Linked DNA regions of Mus musculus: regions 1, 2 and 4 are each linked to region 3. A link is a loop called in an ENCODE intact Hi-C map of the cell type or tissue named here. Cell type or tissue: left cerebral cortex. All regions are shown on one strand.

The links. Peaks named below come from ENCODE experiments on the same cell type or tissue, not always from the same donor. Only the 100,000 strongest peaks of a DNase experiment are listed, where the experiment ranks them.
Region 1: it touches region 3 in a loop (5-fold over the local background); 7 of 42 quality-filtered maps call a loop at or near these places.
Region 2: it touches region 3 in a loop (3-fold over the local background); 7 of 42 quality-filtered maps call a loop at or near these places.
Region 4: a loop joins it to region 3, with 5 times the contacts of the local background. A loop is called at or near these places in 8 of 42 quality-filtered maps.

Annotation. Positions count from the first base shown.
Region 1 is chr5:147,265,647-147,268,146 of GRCm38, forward strand. The region is part of intron 1 of Plut (PDX1 associated lncRNA, upregulator of transcription); the gene reads right to left. Among named protein-coding and RNA genes, the nearest start is that of Pdx1, 3.2 kb to the right of the region's middle. In left cerebral cortex, no CTCF peak of the experiment used is centred here; no DNase peak of the experiment used is centred here.
Region 2 is chr5:147,273,715-147,276,214 of GRCm38, forward strand. It overlaps Pdx1 (pancreatic and duodenal homeobox 1), which reads left to right. Exons shown (of 2, transcript NM_008814.4): 2 at 666-2,134. The coding sequence ends at 1,111. Among named protein-coding and RNA genes, the nearest start is that of Plut, 3.4 kb to the left of the region's middle. In left cerebral cortex, no CTCF peak of the experiment used is centred here; no DNase peak of the experiment used is centred here.
Region 3 is chr5:147,184,776-147,187,275 of GRCm38, forward strand. No RefSeq gene overlaps it. Among named protein-coding and RNA genes, the nearest start is that of Gsx1, 2.7 kb to the right of the region's middle. In left cerebral cortex, no CTCF peak of the experiment used is centred here; DNase peaks (open chromatin) are centred at 1,505 and 2,283; H3K4me3 peaks cover 605 bases.
Region 4 is chr5:147,303,464-147,305,963 of GRCm38, forward strand. The region is part of intron 1 of Cdx2 (caudal type homeobox 2); the gene reads right to left. Among named protein-coding and RNA genes, the nearest start is that of Cdx2, 2.5 kb to the right of the region's middle. In left cerebral cortex, no CTCF peak of the experiment used is centred here; no DNase peak of the experiment used is centred here.

The DNA.
Region 1 (2,500 bases), 81 kb after region 3:
ACATGTATGTATGTATGTATGTATGTATGTATGTATGTATGTATGGGTGTGTGCATGTGAGTGCAGATGCTTGTATAGCCCAGAAGAAGTTATGGGTGCCTGAAGCAGGAGTTATAAGCAGTTGTGAGCTACCTATAGAGAGATGGAAACCAAATTTAGGTCCTCTACAAAAGAATTGTGTGCTCTTAACTGCTGAGCTGTCTCTTCAGCCCTCAAATCCATCTCCACCACTGAGTCTGACTCCCCCCCCCCAAACAAGCACACAGTAGGTGTTCTCTAGGCATGTAATCAATAAATAACATTGAAACCAATAAACCATTCAAAATATCAGAGGTTGAGAGAGACAGCAGGTGGGACCTGGCAGTGTGGAACACAAAAGAAACTTGAAAAAAAAGAGGAGTCCCCAAGAGTGGGACACAGTCAGAGGCATTGGAGGGGAAGGAGGCAGAGGGGAAATGTTAGTAGACGCTTGCTATAGAAGACTTAGAACAGACAGGCAGCAGTGAGGCAAAGACGATTGGACACTACACATCTAGTTTGAAAAAAAAAAAAACAGAGCTTGGGTGGAATCAGGCTAGAGGGGTAGGTATGCAACTTCTAGGGGAGGCCACAGAGACTGGGGGCAGGGGGCCCAGCAGCTGACCTTGAAGCTAATTGAAGGACACAGAGGGATGAAACCTAAACCCAGCCACCACTGGCTGGCTCTTGAGGAGCAAGCATGTAGCCAACCCAGGGACCTCCAGAGTCCCTGTGCTTGCTGCCTCTTCTACCCTCACAACTCAAGCAAATAGGATACATTGTAAGAGCACTGTGAGACCGCCCTCCATTTTTAAGCTGTATTTACATGCTGGCTAGTTTGTGTCAAGGAGGCACAAGCTGGACTCACTTGGGAGGAGGGATTTGCAACTGAGTAAATGCCCCCACCAGATAGGTCTCCCGACAAGCCTGCGGTGCCTGTGTGCTTTCTTGATTGGCAGTTGTTGTGGGCAATACCACCTCTGGGCTGGTGGCCCTGGGGGCTATAAGAAAGCAGGCTGAGCAGGCAGTGAGGAGCAAGCCAGTAAGCAGTGTCCCTCTGTGAGTGGGGCCTGATAGTTGTAAGCTGGAATAAACCCTTTCCTTCCCCAGTCGCTTTTTGTCATGGTGTTTTATCAAAGCAATAGAAATCCTAATAAAGCTGAAACGATCTGATTGTAGAGTGGTGGGTTTGGCTGCTGAATTCTCTGGAACATCATTTCAGCATTCTGCTTGGGATACTAGAATTGTTTTGCCCTAGAAAGCAACTGAACACAGCATCCTAACTTCCAGGTCCCTCCTCCCTGCTGTGATTCAGATTCGGGATCTGGATTGAGTCCCTGAGCAAACTCTGCTGGGCATGCTTCCATGCCACTACCATTCTTGCTATCATAAGCGAGGGGGAAAAAAAAAATCAGTCATGAACATAGTACTCTCATGAAATATACATGGTTTGCTTTCTTGGGTTTTCTCAACTCAGGGCATAATTTTATTTAATTTTTAATAGCAAAGTAATTTTTGGGATGAATATGGTTTTAAAAATTAAAGTTCGTGTAATCCTATCTTTGCCTGCAGTTGAGAATAGACTCACACACACACACACACACACACACACACACACACTCACTCACTCACTCATTGGGCTAAAATAGCTTAATTCCTACAATCTAGTCCAAACCAGCCTTTGGCTTGCCTGCAAAACCACTAAGAAGGAAGGCCAGGGCTGGGACAGAGTCTCAGCAGAAGTGGAAGGAAGAGAGGAGGCAGGGTACCTCCAGTATCAGGGAGGACTATCAGGACGTCCTGCTAATAAAAGACTTTTTCACTGTCCACAGTATAATTGGTTTACAGCCGTTTTTGTTTATTTATCCATAAGAGCTGCTGTTAAATGGCTCGGGAAGGCTCTTGCCTAATGGCTGGGTATCTCAGAGGCCTTCTGGAGGCAGAGGAGGGCACAGGCGGCCTGGATTCAGAGCGGAAATGCGTATCACCCATAATGGATTTAGCCACCTGATGGTGCTGGGAGCCAGAGAGGCAGAGAAAGAACCTCAGAGTTCTGCTGTATGTAACCATTAGCCAAATCAAAAGCTGGGCTGACTTTGGCCTCTCTAAAGGTATACTAAATAGCTGTTGGATCTTTGTTTCCTAAATCCCTTTTAAAGGAAGGAGATGGCTGAAAACATTAATTCTGAAATCAAAGAATGTGCCTCTGTATACACACACACACACACACACACACACACACACACACACACACACAAATCCACACACACATATGGTGGGAAATCCTTCCCTCAAGTTTTTGCTCATCCTGTGAGAATTTATTTATTTGTTTCCTGTGAAAAGCAGCGAGCTTGTTTTTCTGCTGAGAAACCCTTTTCTTTTTGCAAAGCACAGCAAAAATATTAAATGGGAATAAATGAAGCGTCGAGATGGAAGCCAATTTACCAAAATGCATGCAATTAGACCAGAAGTGCTAAGCAAA
Region 2 (2,500 bases), 89 kb after region 3:
GAGTTGTTACATTCACTTAAAATTATTTTTGAGACTCATTTACGTTGCTGTTGCTGACCTGGAGCTAGCTAGGCAACCAAGCTCGCCTCCGGGGCTGCCTCCCCCTGCTTCTGCCTCCAGAGAACCAGAATTAAAGACCTCGCCACCAGTAAAATAAGTTAACATGTTGAGCTTAGCATTGTTTTAATGAAACAGGGAATAAAGAGGAAATTAGCATTAATTGTGGTAAAAGCTTATTCTAGAAATGTTTCTTGGATATATATATACCTATGAGGATGAGATAGTAATCAGACTGAACTGAACTGGGTCAACATCAGAACGTTTGTTTAAAATTTTGCATTTAAGGCATATCCTTAAGTAGAAAGGAGTTGATCATTTTTTTATTATGTGCATTTTAACATCAATTAAATGAACTAATTTTGAAACCACTGGTTGCCAGTTCCAAGTGTGATATTGAGATGAGAACCGGCATGGCTATGGCCTGAGAAAAGGGCTCCATTGCTTAGGGAAGACTCTGGTGGAACCGCAGTGGGTCTCTGGAGCAATGGGCTGCGGCTGGATTCAACAGCTGCGATCAGTAGGAGGGCTGTTCCTGGCCTGGGAATAAAATATTTGAGCTTCATGGGGCCCCGGGGAACCTCACTGACCGATTGTATCACCCACAGGAGGTGCTTACACAGCGGAACCCGAGGAAAACAAGAGGACCCGTACTGCCTACACCCGGGCGCAGCTGCTGGAGCTGGAGAAGGAATTCTTATTTAACAAATACATCTCCCGGCCCCGCCGGGTGGAGCTGGCAGTGATGTTGAACTTGACCGAGAGACACATCAAAATCTGGTTCCAAAACCGTCGCATGAAGTGGAAAAAAGAGGAAGATAAGAAACGTAGTAGCGGGACCCCGAGTGGGGGCGGTGGGGGCGAAGAGCCGGAGCAAGATTGTGCGGTGACCTCGGGCGAGGAGCTGCTGGCAGTGCCACCGCTGCCACCTCCCGGAGGTGCCGTGCCCCCAGGCGTCCCAGCTGCAGTCCGGGAGGGCCTACTGCCTTCGGGCCTTAGCGTGTCGCCACAGCCCTCCAGCATCGCGCCACTGCGACCGCAGGAACCCCGGTGAGGACAGCAGTCTGAGGGTGAGCGGGTCTGGGACCCAGAGTGTGGACGTGGGAGCGGGCAGCTGGATAAGGGAACTTAACCTAGGCGTCGCACAAGAAGAAAATTCTTGAGGGCACGAGAGCCAGTTGGGTATAGCCGGAGAGATGCTGGCAGACTTCTGGAAAAACAGCCCTGAGCTTCTGAAAACTTTGAGGCTGCTTCTGATGCCAAGCGAATGGCCAGATCTGCCTCTAGGACTCTTTCCTGGGACCAATTTAGACAACCTGGGCTCCAAACTGAGGACAATAAAAAGGGTACAAACTTGAGCGTTCCAATACGGACCAGCAGGCGAGCTGGACCGGGTGCCTTTGTCTGCCCAGAAACAGAACGGCTGAGCAAGCTAAGGTTAAGAATAACGAAAGGCGGCTGTTGGAGGTTTCAAAGAGAGCGCTTCTTCCAATCCCCCCTCCTCTTCCCCCTCCCTCACCTCCTTTTCCTTATTTCCCTTTCCTAGAGTCGTTCCCCCTCTTCAGCCAAATATTTCATTAATCTCTATCCTTCAACCTATACCATTTCCTTTGAAAATCAGAAATTCTTCACACCCGGACCTCCTCGTGCCCCTAATGGGACCTCCAGGGTCCTGAGGGACAAAGATGCAGAAGGACATTTGAAGTTTCTGTTTTAGAGCGCGAATATCCTCCTGAAAGGAAGGCAGGTGCCCTGGTACACCTTGGAAAACTAGTCACAACGCCCTGAATTAGAAGATGGGAGAGAGGAGCAGGGCAAAACTGGTTGTTTTCATTTAAAGCATTAAATTAACCATTCTTTGCCAACAGGTCTACAATTTGAAGTCAGTCAGTTGCTCCTTTCAAGGTCTGAGCCTTGTCTTTAGGCTGTTTGTGGAAAATGCTTAATAAATATGAATAGCAAGAGAGGGGTTGAAGGCAACCTGGCTGATTTCAAACCTTCCTAGAGGTCGATGTTTCCATTTCATTTTAAAATCTTAACTAGCGTTTTTTCTGATTAAAAAAAAAATCTTCTTTGATGGCCGTGGTGGTGCACTTCTTTAGTCCCAGCACTTGGGAGGCAGAGGCAGGCAGATCTCTGGGTTTGAGCCTGGTCTATGAGTGAGCTTCAGGATAGCCAGGGCTATGCAGAGAAACACACTCTTGAAAACTGACAGACAGCAGAGCCCTTGTATTAACCACAAAGCTGAATTGATTTAGTTGGCTTCAAATTCCTTTCCTTATGTTCTGAAGGCAACTCCCAAATGAGAGGGGAGGAGGCTAGGCAGTTTGTTTACTTATTTAGTTTAATAATTTGTAGTGTTTCTTAGAGAATATTCTTAGAGTCACACTGGTAGAAAGAAACTCTCTTAATCAAAAATGTGTGTTTTCCCCCCTCTCTTTAG
Region 3 (2,500 bases):
GTAAATCTTGGACCACGTGCAGAAATCCAAGGGTGTCAGTTCAAGTCTCCATGACTGGGTCTCACCTCATCTTCCTGTGCACACCCATTGTCACGGTCCTCAATCTCCTTGGGGATCTTCCTCTCCTGGTTGCAGTCAGCATTCCCTGACACCCCTGGCCTCTTGTTTCTGCTCATTGGGACAGCTGGCAAGCCCCTGGGCCAGCTGTCTAGACACCTGCTGCTCAGGAGACAGAATCTTTCCTTACAACAGGAATTCTCTGGTACCTCAGCCAAAAATAAAATAAAATAAAATAAAATAAAATAAAATAAAATAAAATAAAAAAAAAAGGCAGAACTGTGCTGCTATTTCCTAGGCGTGGACTGTATGTATCTCTTCCCCTTCCAGCTCAACCTCCTCTTTTCTATAAACAGGAAACATCTCAGACATGAAGTCTTTCTCCGTAAGAACTACCTCGAATGGAAGCCATTTTGTCTCTAGAACCTGCCTCGGAGGCTGGGGGTGGATGGGGCATTCTTAGGTTTGTCTGATAGTCAGTTAACAAACACATTGAGGTCTTATGAAGGCCCAGATCCCGGGAATGAGGGAGGACCCGCAGATTCCAAGACCCTTGACCTCCTGGGTCTCACCACACACGTCTGCCAGTCCAGTCAGGCTCCTCAGGATCCAGGTAGAATTAGGCTAGGCGGACACGGCAGAAAATCCAAGGAAAGTCCTGCTTCCGGGTGAGTTCTTTCACCTTGATTTATTCCCCCAACAAATAAGCCTATTATGAGTTAGGGAGTTTTTGCAACAGATACAGCAGACCCTCATTCTTCCAGAACACGGATTTCAGGATGGTGAGGGAGCCAGAAAAGTGAAAGAGCAAAAGGCACAACCAACTTAGAAGTTGCTTCTGAGGCAGAAGCTTCTGAGGTAGAGAGGGCAGGGAGACGGATGGTGTTTTAAATATGGCTTCTATGAGAAGGCAAATGATCTTTGAGGGATGGAGATGGGGAAAATCCACATTTATGCTTTTTTTTTTCCTTCCTGCAAATATCTCACAAGGGAGGCCGCGGTGTGCACGGGGAAGAAAAGGCCGGGATCGCAGAAACGGTTCCAGTTTGAGCCGTACCTGATGGACACTTGAAAACCGGCTGGGGGCGGGGAAGCGGGCGCTGAGGCCCAGGGGCTGGGGGGGGGGGGGCGACGATGGGGGGGGGGGGGCTGTCGCAGGGCTGTCAGGCTAATCCGGCTGCCTGCTCCCACCCTGCCCCTCCCTAGGGGGCGTTTGTTCCGCGGAGAACAGTTCAGCCGAAGGGAGCTCGGCCTGGAGCTTTAAGTAGAAAAGCAGCTCCGCTGCGGGGAAGACCACAAGAGGAACTGGGGAACGCAGAGGCAGAAGGCAGGGCGACAGGGCCACCGTGCGCCCGGGGAGCGGACCTAGCTGCCCGTACTGCTCCACGAAGCAGAACTTTTTATCAAGTGATTGCCTGGTGCAGCGGTGACCTAGGAACACCGAGCAGGGAGTCCATTACCCATCGCAGAGTTTGGACATAGCCAGGTTGCCAGCGCCTTCTCTTCAGGCCGGGTGAAAACACCCTGGGACAGGTCAGTCCCTGCCCGGGACTCCCCCGTTCCGAGTTACACAACCAACCGTTTCACCATTTCGGCACAAACCCCGGTCCACTGTGGGGCCGCACATTAAAAAGTGTTATTCGCTTTGAAGGTTTTGTCTAATGGTTCTAAACTGAAAGAAAATGTTTTCCTATTACTTAATTCAATCATAGCGAAGAGACTTGGTAAAAAGCCCACGGATTTTGTCCCAAAGTGTGACAGAGTTCTCTTTGTGTTTGCTTATCCTCCGCTGTCACACACTTTAATTCGCCTCTCTTTATCTGGCATTCAAAACTTTCTTCAATGACATTCAATAAGGTCTAGGGGCTGGAGGGAGAGGGGGAAACTGGTTATTCTCCCCCCCCCCCCCCCATATTCTTTCCCAGTAGCTTTGGCCTTGCTTGTATTCAAGGGCTCTTAACCCTTTCCTCGCTTGGGGCGTTCGGCAGCTCCCAGGAGAGCCCTTGCATTGGCACCTCGGCTGACTTGCCAGCTTTGGAGCGCAGCAGCCTCCCCCTTCTACCCTCGGGCAGCGTCCACACCCGTTCCGCCCTAACCCGCCTCAGCCCAGCGGGGAGCCCCTCTCTAGTCTCAGCTCTCCCGCCACCCAGCCCAGCCCAAATTTCCCAGAGAGCAATTAGAACGGGAATTAGGCTGCATTGATGCGTACCGGCTGGTTTGCGGGAGCTTTGGGGCCGAGACCATAGCTTGGGGGCACCGCATGCCAAGCACCAGGGGACCACTGAGCCCTCACTCTTGCTAGATGGCGAGATGGCACGCCCTCCACGCAGGTTAGCTCCCCCTATGGCGACCCTCCCATTGTCGAGGCAGTTGCTCTCACACACACCCTCTCCCATAACAAATCATCTTTGATTTTTTTAACCAGTTGTTTGTGGCGGCTCGG
Region 4 (2,500 bases), 120 kb after region 3:
ACTCACAGGATCCTGGGGAAGGGGGGTGTAAGCCTGGAGGCACAACTAACCTGAAAGGAACACCTCTCACACAGCACCCCTCCTTTCCATAAATCAAATATAGTATATTTAGGATCAGAAAAAAGGGCGGTGGGAAAGTGACCAGAGTCCCCAGGAATATCAATATCCACATTTTCAGACTTGTTAGAAATGAAACAGCAGGCCACTTTGAAAATACCTGGGATGTGGCGTCAAGGTAAGCGGGTAGTTACCTTTTGTTTCAATATAGTGGAAAGATGGATGCATGGGCTGGCAGATCCCCACCAGTCACCAGTACCACACACAAAGTCCTGCCCTGGAATTCTGAGTGCTATCTCCATGTTGTCAGGAGGAAAATCCTTCTACTTGGAACGCGTCTCACCTGCCCAGCTAGGTTTGGCCTGGGGCATTCTTTCTTTTTTAATTTCCCATTTATCCCCCGAGGCAACTATCCTGACCAAGTGACCTGTGATCATTGGATTGAGTCAACATATTAAATCTTGGATTGATTGTTTTACTGAAGGACCTTGACAAATAGCGCGGGGCTGCTGGATCAGGCAGGAGTCTGGCTATTCAACCCGGTTAAGTCGGGGATGCTTCAATGGACAGAATGCTGGCCAGGAACTGTTCCACGTCCAAAGTTGGAGAGGTCTCACATCAAAACAGATAGATTTTAGTGCTCAGTGCCTAGTTGAACAAGGAGATCTAAGGGGTGGGAGTTGCCCAGGGGTGTTTAAGGCCCCGCAGGCTGACTTTGTTCAGGTAAAAACCTTTGCAAACCACTACAAAAGTGTCCTGGGAAGATACAGGAGGGATCAGAGAGAGGTCCCCCCGCCGCTGAAAGGGGAACACAGTCGCAAACAATGCAAGACAAGGCGATCTTATCAAAGAAAAGCGCTTTCAATGCCTTAATAACAACCGCATTCTGTTTGAATTACCACTACTGAGCAAATGGCGGCCTCAGCTTTCATCCCCTTCCCCGCCAGGAGCATTAACATAAACACAGCCCCGCAGGCGCATTTGAATGGGCGCTGCGGCCCCGACCCCGCGCCTGCTTTGGAAGTAAAGGGATCCAACCGGTCGGGAGCGGGCTCACTGGAGCCTGTAACACACTCGCTAGTGCCCCACTCCACAGAAGACGACAGAACCAAATCTTAAGTGTGCAGACCGAATAGCAAAGAGCTTGTAGTACTAAAGAAAACTATCAGACCTGGGAAGCGAGGCGCAGAACAATTTCCCACAGCGGTCCTCGCCCTAGAACGGATGCTGCTCTTAGAGCACCACGCGCTGGCTGAGGAACGCAAAGATGGTCCGTGAGCCCTGCGGTCCGCTCCCCAAGGGCTTGCAGGCGCCCCGCACCCCCTGGGAACCAAGGAGGGGGGCTGGAAGAGGGGAGGGATGAGAAGGAGTTGTCAGAATTCATTATTGACTGCGAAAGTCACCACCCTCTTTCCGGGCCCTAAAAGAGACAATGGCAGGGCTGAAAGGTGTACATCAAAGCCGGCCGGGCGGCGTACACGCCTCTGCCCCTTGACAGATGACGCTCTGCAGAAGAGTCGGGCTCCGGCACTGCGGGCCACAGCTTCCCTACATTAACATCACAAGGGCGCCCGGCGCCGACAGCGGTCTTGCCACCTCGGCGCGGGACTTCACAGCGACCTCTCATCTGCTGACCCCGCGGCCTGGGCTCCTGAGGTTCTCCTCCCCCTCCCAGGACCCTAGTCTCGGACCACCCACCCCCTGAACGCAAAAGTTCTTTCGGAGGGCTAAGACCCCTACCGGCGATCCTCCGCTCACTACCTTTCAGGCAGGCTTGGGAAAGTAGGGTTTATGCGGAGAACCGGTTTAGGAGTAAGTCCTCCTGGAAATGACAATGTCAAAGCCCACTGGAGGCTAATCTGGAGACTTCACTCCGGCAGCATTGCCCACCAAGATGTTGACGGGGTGTGCGCAGTGACGCAGAAGTGTCCAGCGACAGGCCCCCAAGTGCCGCTCTGATTTATACGGCTGTAATTGGCTATAAACCTCCTCAAAGTGGCCATAACCCGGGCATGTGGCCTGGCTGTGCCAACAAGGAGCAAATCCAGAGAAGCGGAAGCTCAAAGAGCTGGAGAAGGCTTCACGGAACAACAAAAAAGGGGGGACTCTTAGTACCACTCCCTGTCACACTTTGCTCACTTCCTTCCCACTCCTATACACATCCGGACATCAGAAAGGGCAAACAGAGCTTGTGAGTCCCACAGACCGGCAATCTCGGGTCTTTCGTGAAAAATCTCCCGAATCCAACACACAACACTCTCAGACACACGAGATTCTAGAAGGGAAGGGTCAGGAAGAAACCTTCTTAAGAAGCCGAGTCCGCTGTGATGCTAAGAGAGGATTTCTATGAGAGACTTTGCTTGGCAGAGAGAGGGAAGAGTCAGGGACCCTGGAGTTCCCCCACTTCCTCCGAGGCTTCTGGGGGGCTCCGCCTTCTCTCCAG